Linked DNA regions of Homo sapiens: regions 1 and 3 are each linked to region 2. A link is a contact called in ENCODE Hi-C or POLR2A ChIA-PET data. All regions are on one chromosome and are shown on one strand. Each heading gives the region's core, a stretch centred on a gene start or an enhancer-like site at or near the end of the contact. The rest is flanking DNA. Distances are from core to core; before and after follow the strand shown. Region 1 has its middle 54 kb from the start of LINC02695. Region 2 holds the start of CCDC83 (coiled-coil domain containing 83). Region 3 has its middle 19 kb from the start of LINC02695.

Region 1 (3,580 bases), core at 101-2,600, 280 kb after region 2:
CATGTGATCCAACAATGTCACTACTAGGTATATATACAAAGGAAATGAAATCAGTAAATTGAAGAGATATCTGCACTCCCATGTTTACTACAGCATTATTGACAATTGCCAAGATATGGAATCAATCTAAGTGTTCAACAATGGATGAATATGGATAAAGAAAATGTGATATATATATATGTATATATATACCACAATGGAATACTATTCAGCCGTAAGAAATAACGAAATCCTGCCATTTGCAACAACATGGATGAATCTGGAAAACATGTTAAGTGAAGTAAGCCAGACATAGAAAGACAAACACAACACGTTCTCACTCATATGCAGAATTTTTAAAAATTGATCTCTGGCTAGATGCAGTGGCTCAGGCCTGTAACCCTAGCAATTTGGGAAGCCGAGGCGGGTGGATCACCTGAAGTCAGAAGTTTGAGACCAGCCTGACCAACATGGTGAAACCCCATCTCTACTAAAAATACAAAATTAGCCAGGCATGGTGGCACATGCCTGTAAACCCAGCTACTGGGGAGGCTGAGGCAGGAGAATTGCTTGAACCCAGAGATAGACGTTGCAGTGAGCCAAGATTGTGCCACTGCACTCTAGACTGGATGACAAGAGTGAGATTCTGTCTCAAAAAATAAATCAATCAATAAATAATTATAAAAATAAAGATAACCAAAGTTTCCACATTTAATGACAATTCTATCTTGAGAGCCACTGTAGAGTTACCAGGAGGAGCTAGAGCTGGTTAATGGTGGAGAATGTGCAGGAAGTGTCTAAAACTGTCAGGGCTAGACTGGCTGGGGAACAAAACTGGGTAGTCAGGATTGGGTATTGGGTACATGATGTTTTACTGAGGTAGTTTTAGTGCCAGTGATATTTCAGTGTTCAGACTTAATTCATTACTGTAAAGAATAAATTATTAAATTTTCAGCTTTTAAAAAATCATCAAATAATCTGTGTAGATAATCTCCTTAATGTCAGGATGAAATGAGGGTCAGATGAGGAATTCAGGAATGGGGCTGGACACAGAGATGTGGTGAGAGATGGTGAAGCTTATGAATGGGGTAAGGTTGTTACCCATGTCATTTGTTCATTTTTTAAAAGTGATAACCAATTTCTCTGAGTCTAAGATCTCCTAATCAAGCCAGCCCTTGCACGGCTACAAAACTAACCTCCCTAAAACACAGGTGAGACTATGGCACTCTCTTCCTTTCTGGGCTGCTCCTTATTGGCTTGATTTTTAGGGTCCAGTATATCCAAAGTGTCAAAACAAAAATGTATTACTTCAGAGGGACATGCAGGAGGAAGAGGTTAAGCACTGAGTGCTAACCACAGTCTGCCTTGGGCAGAAGCAGAAAGAAGCCTCAGGCCAAATGATAGAAGGGAAGTCGCTTTCTGTTTTTGTTGCCGGAAAGGGCAAAGAATCAAAACACCACTTTCGCAATGAATGATCTTACAAAATTGCAATAACTGTGACAAGACCTGAAAGACAAAACGCATTTTTGAAACATCTTCATGCAGTATCTTTTTGCTTTGAAGTATTTCCCATTTGAAAATTGGGATTGTTTGATGATGTACCATCATCTCTGGTATCAAGACAAATACCAAGACAAATCTTGGTAGATCAAGACAAATAAAATATTGTGAGAAAATTGGGATACAGAACCAGGTTCAAATCCAGGCTTTACCACGTATCAGCTGTGTGTTTTTAGGCAAATCTTAACCTCGCTGAATCTCAGTTCTTTCATTAATTAAAGGGGAATAATTTTACTACCTGAGCCTTAGGATTGTTAGAGTGCCTCAGACAGTCAGCATTCAGTAAATATTCAAATATTCATCAAATAGCAACAGTGGTTAGTGGGATTACAGTTGATTATTTATTTTAGGTCTCTGTATTTCTTAGATTGTCTACCATGAGTATATGTTGTTTTTGTAATTAGAAAGAAAAATAAAACTTATTCTTTTTAAAAATGAAGGCCGGAGGGCTGGATACAGTGGCTCATGCCTGTAATCCCAGCACTTGGGGAGGCCAAGGCAGGAGGATCACTTGAGCCCAGGAGTTGGAGAGCAGCCTGGGCAACATGGGAAAACCCTATCTCTATCAAAAATACAAAAATTAGCCAGGCATGGTGGTGTATGCCTATAATCCCAGCTACTTGGGAGGCTGAGGTGGGAGGATGGTTTGAACCCAGGAGGCGGAGGTTGCAGTGAGCCGAGATCGCACCACTGCACTCCAGCCTGGGCAACAGAGCCACACCTTGTCTCAAAAAAAAGGCCTGGTGTGGTCACTCATGCCTGTAATCCCAGTGCTTTAAAAGGCCAAGGAGGATCGCTTGAGGCCAGAAGTTCAAAACCAGCCTGGGGAATGTAGTGAGACCTCGTCTCTACAAAAAATGGAAAAACAAAAAAAAATTTAACTGGGTGTGGTAGCACACGCTTGTAGTCCTAGCTATGTAGAAAGCTGAAGCAGGAGGATCTTTGGAGCCCAGGAGTTTGAGGCTGCAGTGAGCCATAATCATGCCACTGCACTACTGCCTGGGCAACAGAGCAAGACTCTGTCTCAAAAAAATAATAATAATAAAAATTAAAGACGAGGGGCATAATTTCTCATATTTTTACATTTGCTCTCCCCACCCTTGTCTCTTTTATGTCTCTTTCTGCTGTTATAAAGAGTGCATGCTGTCTATGCAGCGATATTCAGAAGGCATCATAGAATGACAGTCATTCTCTATTCTCCAGCACAGTGCTTTTGGGGTCAGCTGACTCTACCCAGGCCTGCAGTACTGAAATGAGGCTCAGATCAGGGTGGTGTCTGTGTCCACGGGAGATCTGTTCTCTCGATTACATATCGATTCCCATCCTACCATTTCCTCAGTTTGACACTAAGCTGGATGCTCCCAGCCATCCCCAGTCCTCAGACAACTGTATTTTTTCCCTCTAGTTTTATTTATTCGGCACCAAGGCCTAGTGGCACCGACATGGCTGCAGGAGTCAAGCCTGCAGTTGGTCTTTGAAAAACAGGGAGAGTGTGGGCGAGTGCATTAAAGGAAGCAAAGCTCTGGCAGCAAACCAGCTTCTAATCTTGACGCCACCCCTGGTTCTCTTCTTTTCTTTATCATTTTAGGCTTGTGGGTCCCAGATCTCCATATTTGCCTTCTGGAACTGCTTTAGCAATAAGAAAAAAGATGGATGAGGGAATTAGGGCCGAGTTACTCCAGCCCCATGAAGCACTCCAGCACCAGGAAGCATAACCTGAGGCTCCATCACGTTTGGAGCTGCCTGCCTTGCAGTGGCCCATCCCTCTCATGCAGAGGGCCTATTTTCAGAGTCACAGAGGTAGGGAAAGAGCCAAAGGGCCAGAGTCTTTCTGAATATGTGGGCTTTGGGAGTACAAGGTGCCCATCATCAGATTCCTCTCAAACCCGTGGCTACTTGCTTGCTCCCATCCCAGTAAACATTGTCGCCATCCACCAGCTGCCCAAGTCAGAAATCTAGGAGTTGCTTTGGACCACCTTCCTTTCTTCACATGTCTCATCCAAGTATACACACAATCCTACTTACTCTACTTTGTAAAAGT
Region 2 (3,840 bases), core at 713-3,212:
GCGGTGCAAGATGGGCTTTGTTAAACAGATGCTTGAAGGCAGCATGCTCCTTAAGAGTCATCACCACTCCCTAATCTCAAGTACCCAGGGACACAAACACTGCGGAAGGCCACAGGGTCCTCTGCCTAGGAAAACCAGAGACCTTTGTTCACTTGTTTATCTGCTGACCTTCCCTCCACTATTGTCCTATGACCCTGCCAAATCCCCCTCTGCGAGAAACACCCAAGAATGATCAATAAAAAAAAAAAAAAAAAAGAAGAAAAGAAAAGGGCCCCAAAGTGACGTCAGCCCCATCTCAAATTCAAACCCCATAGTAAACGAACAAGATAGACCTTAACTACTGACTAATTCTCCAAAGCAAAAAGTCAGGAAAATAAAAAAATCTCGTTAAGCTGTAAAAAATAAAAATAAAAATAAAAATACATATCCAGGTACATACTCTTTCTTTCTTTGAGACAGAGGCTCGCTCTGTCACCCGTGCAGTGGCAGTCTCGGCTCACTGAGATCTCAGCCTTCCAGGCTCAAGCAATTCTTCGGCCTCCACCTCCGAAGTAGCTGGGACTACAGGCACTCACCACTATGCCTGGCTAATTTTTCGTAGAGATGGGGTTTCGCCATGTTGCCTACGCTGGTCTCAAACTCCTTACCGCAAGCAATCTGTCCACCTCGGCCTCCCAAACTGCTGAGATTACAGGCGTGAGGGATTGTAGGCGTGAGGGATTACAAGCATGAGCCACCGCGCCCTGCTATATTACTTATTTCTTAAACACCTGCAATTCATTAAAATACACCATGTATAAATTATAAATCATAATATTATCAAGAACTGTTATTTCTAAGTGCTGAATAAATGAATATTTCCACTCATTAAAAAAAAAAAAAGTTGTCCGTTCAAAGCCAGTGTCAAGTACCAAAAAAAGAAAATTATCTTGCGGCAGATAATGAGAAATAATGCAGGAGAGGAAAGAGGAACTTTAAAGGCTGTACGTGTAGGATTTTCTTTTTCTCTCTCGGAGGAAAGAACAGCAAAAAGCGAAGAGTGGGAAATGCTGGACTTAAATTCCTTTCTTTAGGTTTACGAACAAAAAAGGAAAGCGAGAAGAAAAACAGAATCAAGGACTTATACAGCAGGAAGTTGCCCTGTAAGCATTTAGTCCAGGGACCTGCCATTCTTATTAAGAGCTAAAACCAAAGAATTAGTGCACGAAAGTAGAAAGAAGACAAGCCGCCATTGTGGAAGGAGCGCAGCGGGACAGAGGCGCGCAGAAGCCTCACCAGACAACCAGGCCCCGTCCCCGTCCCCCGAACTGTGCGGAAAGCGCCACCGAGTCCAGGCGTCTCATTTTACAGCGGAAGACACAAACTCTGAGATCCAAATGACCTGCTCACGGTCACAGCACGAAGCCCGTGGGCCCTGTGTCTACAGTCACCAACTTCCAGGCTTGCGACTAAAGGGAGCCAACGAGCGCGTGAGCGTTTGAGACCAGCTGGCTGAGGGACGCCGAAAATCCCGCGCGGAGGAAGGCGGGAGAGCGCTACCGCTGCTACCAAGGCGGCGGCGCGGGCGCTCGGCCGGGACCCTTCCCTGCGTCGCCACCAGATGGCGCGCTCGGCCCGCCGTTCGCGGCTAAGCTAGGGCGGGTGGGGAGGGAGTAGGGAGGAGGACGTCGGTTGCCTTGGAAATGCAGGGCGCAGCAGCCGCTGCAGTGGAGCCGGTAGGCCTGGCCGGCGGGCTGAAAGGAAGTGCGAGCTGTCCGCCCAGGGCCGGGTATCCGCCCCTGCAGGCTGTGGAGGGGATGTCAGGAGACTGGCTGGCCTCTTTTCTTGGCCCCCGACTCCTTCCAGTCTGACACTGAAGACTTTATAAGCTTCCCCCCGACCACCCTCCACGGGCTCCACTCTCCACGGGCCTGGGCTTGCGCCGCTTCGAGATCAGCCTGGGGGTCGCGCCCTCCTGGTCTTGTCCACGAAGCGCCGTTCTTGGGCCGTTAGGAGCTGCTGGGAAGGGCTCTGATAGGCCCACTCCTCTTCTCCACCCAGGAGATGAGAAGGAGGGCAGGCCTTTTTAATCTGATCAGAATGTTAACCCATCTCTCCGCCTTGCGGTAGAACCCCTGGATACATTATTTGCCCTCTCGAAAGGCAGGCTCTGAATTTGATTCAGGTTTGTAACCTTCACGGTGCCCTCACACAGCCCCTAGCACACAGCAGACGCAGAGCAGACTAAGAATGCCTTCCATTCTTATGAGGCTTTATCACTTGACAGTTTTCCCAAAGCGTTTGGAGCCTCATAGCCCGGACAGCAACTAGGACAGATGGAGGAGGAAACAGGTCAGAGGTTCAGAGACTTGGCCTAGGTTATACAACTCTGTGCAGGAGCTGGGACTAAGCTCGGTCTTGCTTCTCTTAGTGCCTCTCTCACCAAATTCTGAGTCTAGTGAATGCTTTCTGAGGACCTCACATACTCTTGCATCCTTCTCAATACCAGCGCAATGCTCTTCCGCTGTAGGTACTTCATATGTGCTAAGTGTGTTATTGATGTCTTTTACCCTCATATCCCAATTCATAGATTGGTTTCAACTTCTTGCTCTGGATACTACAACATTCTTCTAAAGAAAACACTTGGTTTCTTTTATGAATTTGTCACATTTGTACAGTGCCATGTTGTTGCCTCACTCCCTTCCTTATCCCATAATTTTCTGCTGGGCAAGAGAGAGAGTTGAGGAAGTGATTAAGAGATGGGAAAAAGTGCCCTATCTAAGCCAAAAAAAAAAAAAAAAAAAGGAAAAGAAAGATTCCTGTGATGACAGAGGGGAAAAATAATGACTGGGTATTTATCAGTCTATGTGATAATTGCTCATGGATTGCCTTACAGCCACCTCCAGAAGATCCTCTTTAGACTCACTACTGCTATTTGAAGGTAGAAAGAAGCCTTTTTGTTCTCTACCATTATTATTGCATATTTTTCCCTTATCCTCATAATAATATTTTCATAGTTATTTTTCTTTTCTTTGTTGATAATTCTAAAACTGAAGGACAGTAAGAGTGGGAAAAAAATGTAGTTCTGGTTACTAGAGAAGTTAGTGTAATATACTGCAGTTCAAACTATTTGATATTAGCAACTCTGGATCAGAAGACGGACTAATTTTAAAGCTAAGACTCCAATATCTTTGGGTACTGCAGTAGAAAAATGTGCCATGACTAAAGGATTGGTGAAGAAAATACATGCTAATGTAATGTACATCATCAGTCGTCCAAGTGAAACTTGAAAATGTCACTCATCTAGATATTTTTAAATACCTTGATTTTAATATATGATTTTAACATATTTCCAAACCGGGCAAATTTTACATTTTAACACTAACAATTTTGGTCCCTATCATATATACATAATCAATATGAAAAGCGGTCTCAATTTTTAAAATTAATGTTTTAGGTGGTACTATTACCACTGAATGGCTTTAAATTAATTCAGGATTTTTAAAAACATTTACTGGAGACCATTTCTAATTAAGTTAAACATGTGTTCTGTGCAATCTCATTTGCAGTAGCCACAAAACGAATAAACTACCTGGGAACCCCCTGCCCAGTGCCATACCCCCAGTGCCTGTCCCCAGATCGAGGCTTGGGCCCCTTCAGCCATGTCTATCACAAGCACCACCAGCATGTCTGACAAACTGCCCTACAAAGTCACTGACATTGGCCTGGACTTCTGGGGATGCAAAGCCCTGGATATTGTGGAGAACCAGATGCCGGGCCTGACGTGCATGTGGGAGCTGTACTCAACCCTCCAAGCCCTCGAAGGGCACGCGCATCACCAGTTGCCTCCATAGGACCCAT
Region 3 (3,532 bases), core at 699-3,198, 320 kb after region 2:
CTCCATCAATCATCTCTTGCCAGGACTACTCTAAAAGCCCCCTAAGTCCTTGGGCATCTAATTTGACACCTTCCAATCCTCTCCTCTGCTGCTAGCATGCTCTCTTTAAAGCTGATCATGTTAATCCTCTTCTCTGAAATCTTTGACGGACTGTTGCCTACAAAATAAAAACCACACGCCTAAGCATATCCTCTTATACCCTTAACAATTTGGCCATTACTTACCTTCTAGGACTCAATAAATATTTGATGAAAAAGTGAATGCTCTCCTGCTAGAAATCCTGTTAACAACATTCCCCACACTTCTTATTTAAGAGTCAAGTTTAGTGAGTGTCCCCAATGCATTGAATTTTAACAATCACTATTTTATCATAGGATAATAGAAACAGTTGGAACATAGAGTTGAGTCCTGCATTTGAATGCATTTATGGCTTTTTCTCTTTATATAAATCTGGGCAAGTTAATTCCTGCTTGTGGGCCTCAGTTTCTCCATTTGTGTAAAAGAGGGTAAACAAAAGATCTCTAAGGCCCTGCAACCCATGTCTGTACTAGTCCCTGACACTAGCATCTCTTTGAAAGAAGGAACCAGGAAGGTTAGTCCCTAGCCTGCCAGAGATGTGTGCCCACAGCTAATTCCTATACTCAGTAGCTTGAAGGCATCCTTACTTTATCACCTTTAACCCTTCAGCACTGTGTCTTGTAATCTCCTAACTGGGCCCTCACTGAGTCACAGTACTGGGGTTTTAATCTTCTATATAACAGCATCTGAAGCTGAGACAATGGAGCTCTCAGAGCCTTTAGCTATGATCTTATCTTCTGATCAAGATTTTCTTGGCTTGTGATTGCTCAGCCATGATGGGGTGGAGAAAAGCCCCTACGCTAGGAAGTGCTAGTGCTGACTCAGCATGCTGCAGGTCTGGAATTGGAGCAGAAACTTGTGTGGACCAGCAGGGACCTTGCAGGCTTAAGGAAGAAAGAGAGGAAAGGGCCAGGCAAACCTAAGAGAAACAATCCTGAAGGCAGAGATTTCAAGACATGCAAAACAGCAGGGTTTCTGTAAAGGAGAACTTCTTTACTGAGAACCTCCCGTATAGTAGACACTTTAACCTGGGCTACAAATCTGCAAGGCAGGTATTATTATTATCCCATTTCACACATGGGGAATCAAAAGTTCAGAGATTAGTCAGGTGCGGTGGCTCATGCCTATAATCCCAACACTTTGGGAGGCCAAGGTGGGTGGATCACCTGAGGTCAGGAGTTTAAGACCCGTCTGGCCAACATGGTGAAACCCTGTCTCTAATAAGAATACAAAAATTAGCTGGGCATGGTGGCACGCGCCTGTAGTCCCAGCTATTCGGGAGGCTGAGGCAGGAGAATTGCTTGAACCAGGGAGGCGAAGGATGCAGTGAGCCATGATCGTGCCACTGCACTCCAGCCTGGGTGACAGAGCAAGACTCTGTCTCTCTCTCTCTCTAGCAAGACTCTGTCTCTGTCTCTCTCTCTCTCTCTCACACACACACACACACACACACACACACACACACTCTTCAGAGATTAACTTTTCCAGAACCACATGACTAGTAAGTAGCTGTGGGGTTCAAATGTAGGTCTCCAAAGGTCTGTGCCCTTTCTTTCACACACACTGAGAGGCATCTGAGAGGGACTTAGGAAGTCTTGAGAGTAAAACTAGATGGTCAGTGAATGCCCATTGGATGGCAATTTCAAGCAAATGGACAAAATAGTAATGGGATAATATTGAATCCTAAATCACCAGCAGTAACTGTGAGAAAGGTAGAATTACAAACTCCCTGCTAAATAGCTTTAGGTCATAAATGAATGTTATCCTTTGGAGGGCACAAAATGAAGTGGTTAATTCCTTGAACACCAATGTGACTAATAAGCAAGCCATGGCATCCGTCATCTCGTCCGCACAGCTGTCTGGGTAGGCTAATCTCTGGCTCAAGGCCCTGGCTCCTGTCTGCCCAGTGGCATGCTGCACTCTGATCTCCTGGCTCCACAGTGAGCTTGACATTTCTGCTGAGTCTGACTCACTTGCTCCCAGCCTCAATTGTTCTGTGCCAATGCAGACTTCTTTTACAGTTGGCCTACTTAGAAACACAGGATGTTAGTGTTGGAAGGGAGATCCTTTAGAAGTCACCTAGTACAATCCCCACACATTACAAATGAGAAAACAGGCCCCAGATGAGGCTTGGTGATGACGTGCCTAAATTCCGGTCAGTTTAGTTATAAGGCATGATAAGACCTCAGCCACATGGCCCATAGGGAGGAAGCTGGGAATGAGCAGGACTGGAGCTGGCAATGCTGCATCAGCTGTAGGACTCCTAGGGCTGGGGTGGAGCACAGGGAGTGGATCCAGCTCCTTGGAAGAATGAGTTGGGTTAGGGAAGCAAAGCGTCAGGAACCCAGCCAGGCAGTGTGGAGTTCAGGGTAGCACTTTTGAAATGTGTGGCTGGGGAGAAGAATGAGGCTGAAGGTCAGTTGTGAAGACTGGACCAACATGCCCAGGAGGGTGAGGGGGTGTGAAGAAAAGTCACAACTTGAGGCTATCAGGGTGTGCAGAGTTCACCAGAGATGTGATAAGGTCCAGAGCAGTGGCAGCACACCCCACCCCCATGCTGAGTTGTGGCTGGTGCACTTCTGCCCTCTTTTTTTTTTTTTTGAAATGGAGTCTAGCTCTGTCGCCCAGACTGGAGAGCAGTGGCATGATCTTGGCTCACCACAACCTCTGCCTCCTTGGTTCAAGCGATTCTCCTGCCTCAGCCTCCCAGGTAGTTAGGACTATAGACGTATGCCACCACACCCGGCTAATTTTTGTATTTTCGATACGGACAGGGTTTCACCATGTTGGCCAGGCTGGTCTCGAACTCCTGACCTCAAGTGATTTGCCTGCCTTGGCCTCCCAAAGTGCTGGGATTACAAGCGTGTGTCACTGCACCCAGCCACTTCTTGCCCTCTTTAGGAAGGTTCCAGCCTGAAGCTGGAGGGAGCTGGTGATTTCATATCATAGCCAAAGAGCTGGGGAAGACAGCACTAAAGAACACCATCTATTCTGCCTCCCAAATGTCTCTAAGGTGTCCTTTACCTCCATTTCTACTGTCACCACCCTGAGCCCTGGTTGTCACCCACCTGAATTATTGCAACAGCAGTTTAGTTAACCACTTATCCTCTGCCTGTACTATTTCTAAAGCACTCTTCTCATTGCCACCCAAGCAGTGTTTCTATGACGTGAAGATGTCACTTGCTTTCTATAAATGTTGGATGGCTTGCACTGCCTAGCAGGCTTTCTCTCCTGGGCTTCCATGTGAGAACCAAGCCCTCCAGAAAATTATCTGAGTGACTATTTCAGGTCTTTCCAGGATGGTACATAGTTAATACCATTCTAGGTGTACAGGGGAGAGAAATTTATTTGTATGATAGATGTCTTAAGTCATCAGGGCTTAATTTTTCTGGTGGAATCCTGATTGGGAAGGGCTGGATAGAACAAAGCCCAGATATATGAACCTGGCACATTA

Evidence for each region. Hi-C counts contacts between places; a loop is a spot of excess contacts on that map. ChIA-PET counts read pairs that join two places held with the same protein, here RNA polymerase II (POLR2A). Pooled maps may share reads with other maps.
Region 1: a map of Caco-2 shows a loop between it and region 2 (2.4-fold over the local background). The contact joins the enhancer-like site here to the promoter of CCDC83 in region 2. A Hi-C loop is called at or near these places in 1 of 168 maps with a recorded cell type or tissue (Caco-2), 1 of 37 single-sample maps with no recorded cell type and 6 of 50 pooled maps.
Region 3: a loop to region 2 is called in a pooled map, with 3 times the contacts of the local background. The contact joins the enhancer-like site here to the promoter of CCDC83 in region 2. A Hi-C loop is called at or near these places in 5 of 50 pooled maps. POLR2A ChIA-PET finds 5 or more read pairs at or near these places in 2 of 52 experiments (Panc1 and naive thymus-derived CD4-positive, alpha-beta T cell).

What each region holds. Positions count from the first base shown.
Region 1 is chr11:86,137,746-86,141,325 of GRCh38, forward strand. No RefSeq gene overlaps it. Among named protein-coding and RNA genes, the nearest start is that of LINC02695, 54 kb to the right of the region's middle. Within about 2 kb of position 1,351, at least 8 of the 41 ENCODE cell types and tissues checked have a DNase peak (open chromatin) inside an H3K27ac peak, as active enhancers do.
Region 2 is chr11:85,853,421-85,857,260 of GRCh38, forward strand. It overlaps CCDC83 (coiled-coil domain containing 83), which reads left to right and starts at 1,963. Exons shown (of 11, transcript NM_001286159.2): 1 at 1,963-2,164. It also overlaps a transcript of SYTL2 not described here and the pseudogene AHCYP6.
Region 3 is chr11:86,172,248-86,175,779 of GRCh38, forward strand. No RefSeq gene overlaps it. Among named protein-coding and RNA genes, the nearest start is that of LINC02695, 19 kb to the right of the region's middle. RefSeq lists a cis regulatory region at 2,231-2,728. Within about 2 kb of position 1,949, at least 23 of the 41 ENCODE cell types and tissues checked have a DNase peak (open chromatin) inside an H3K27ac peak, as active enhancers do.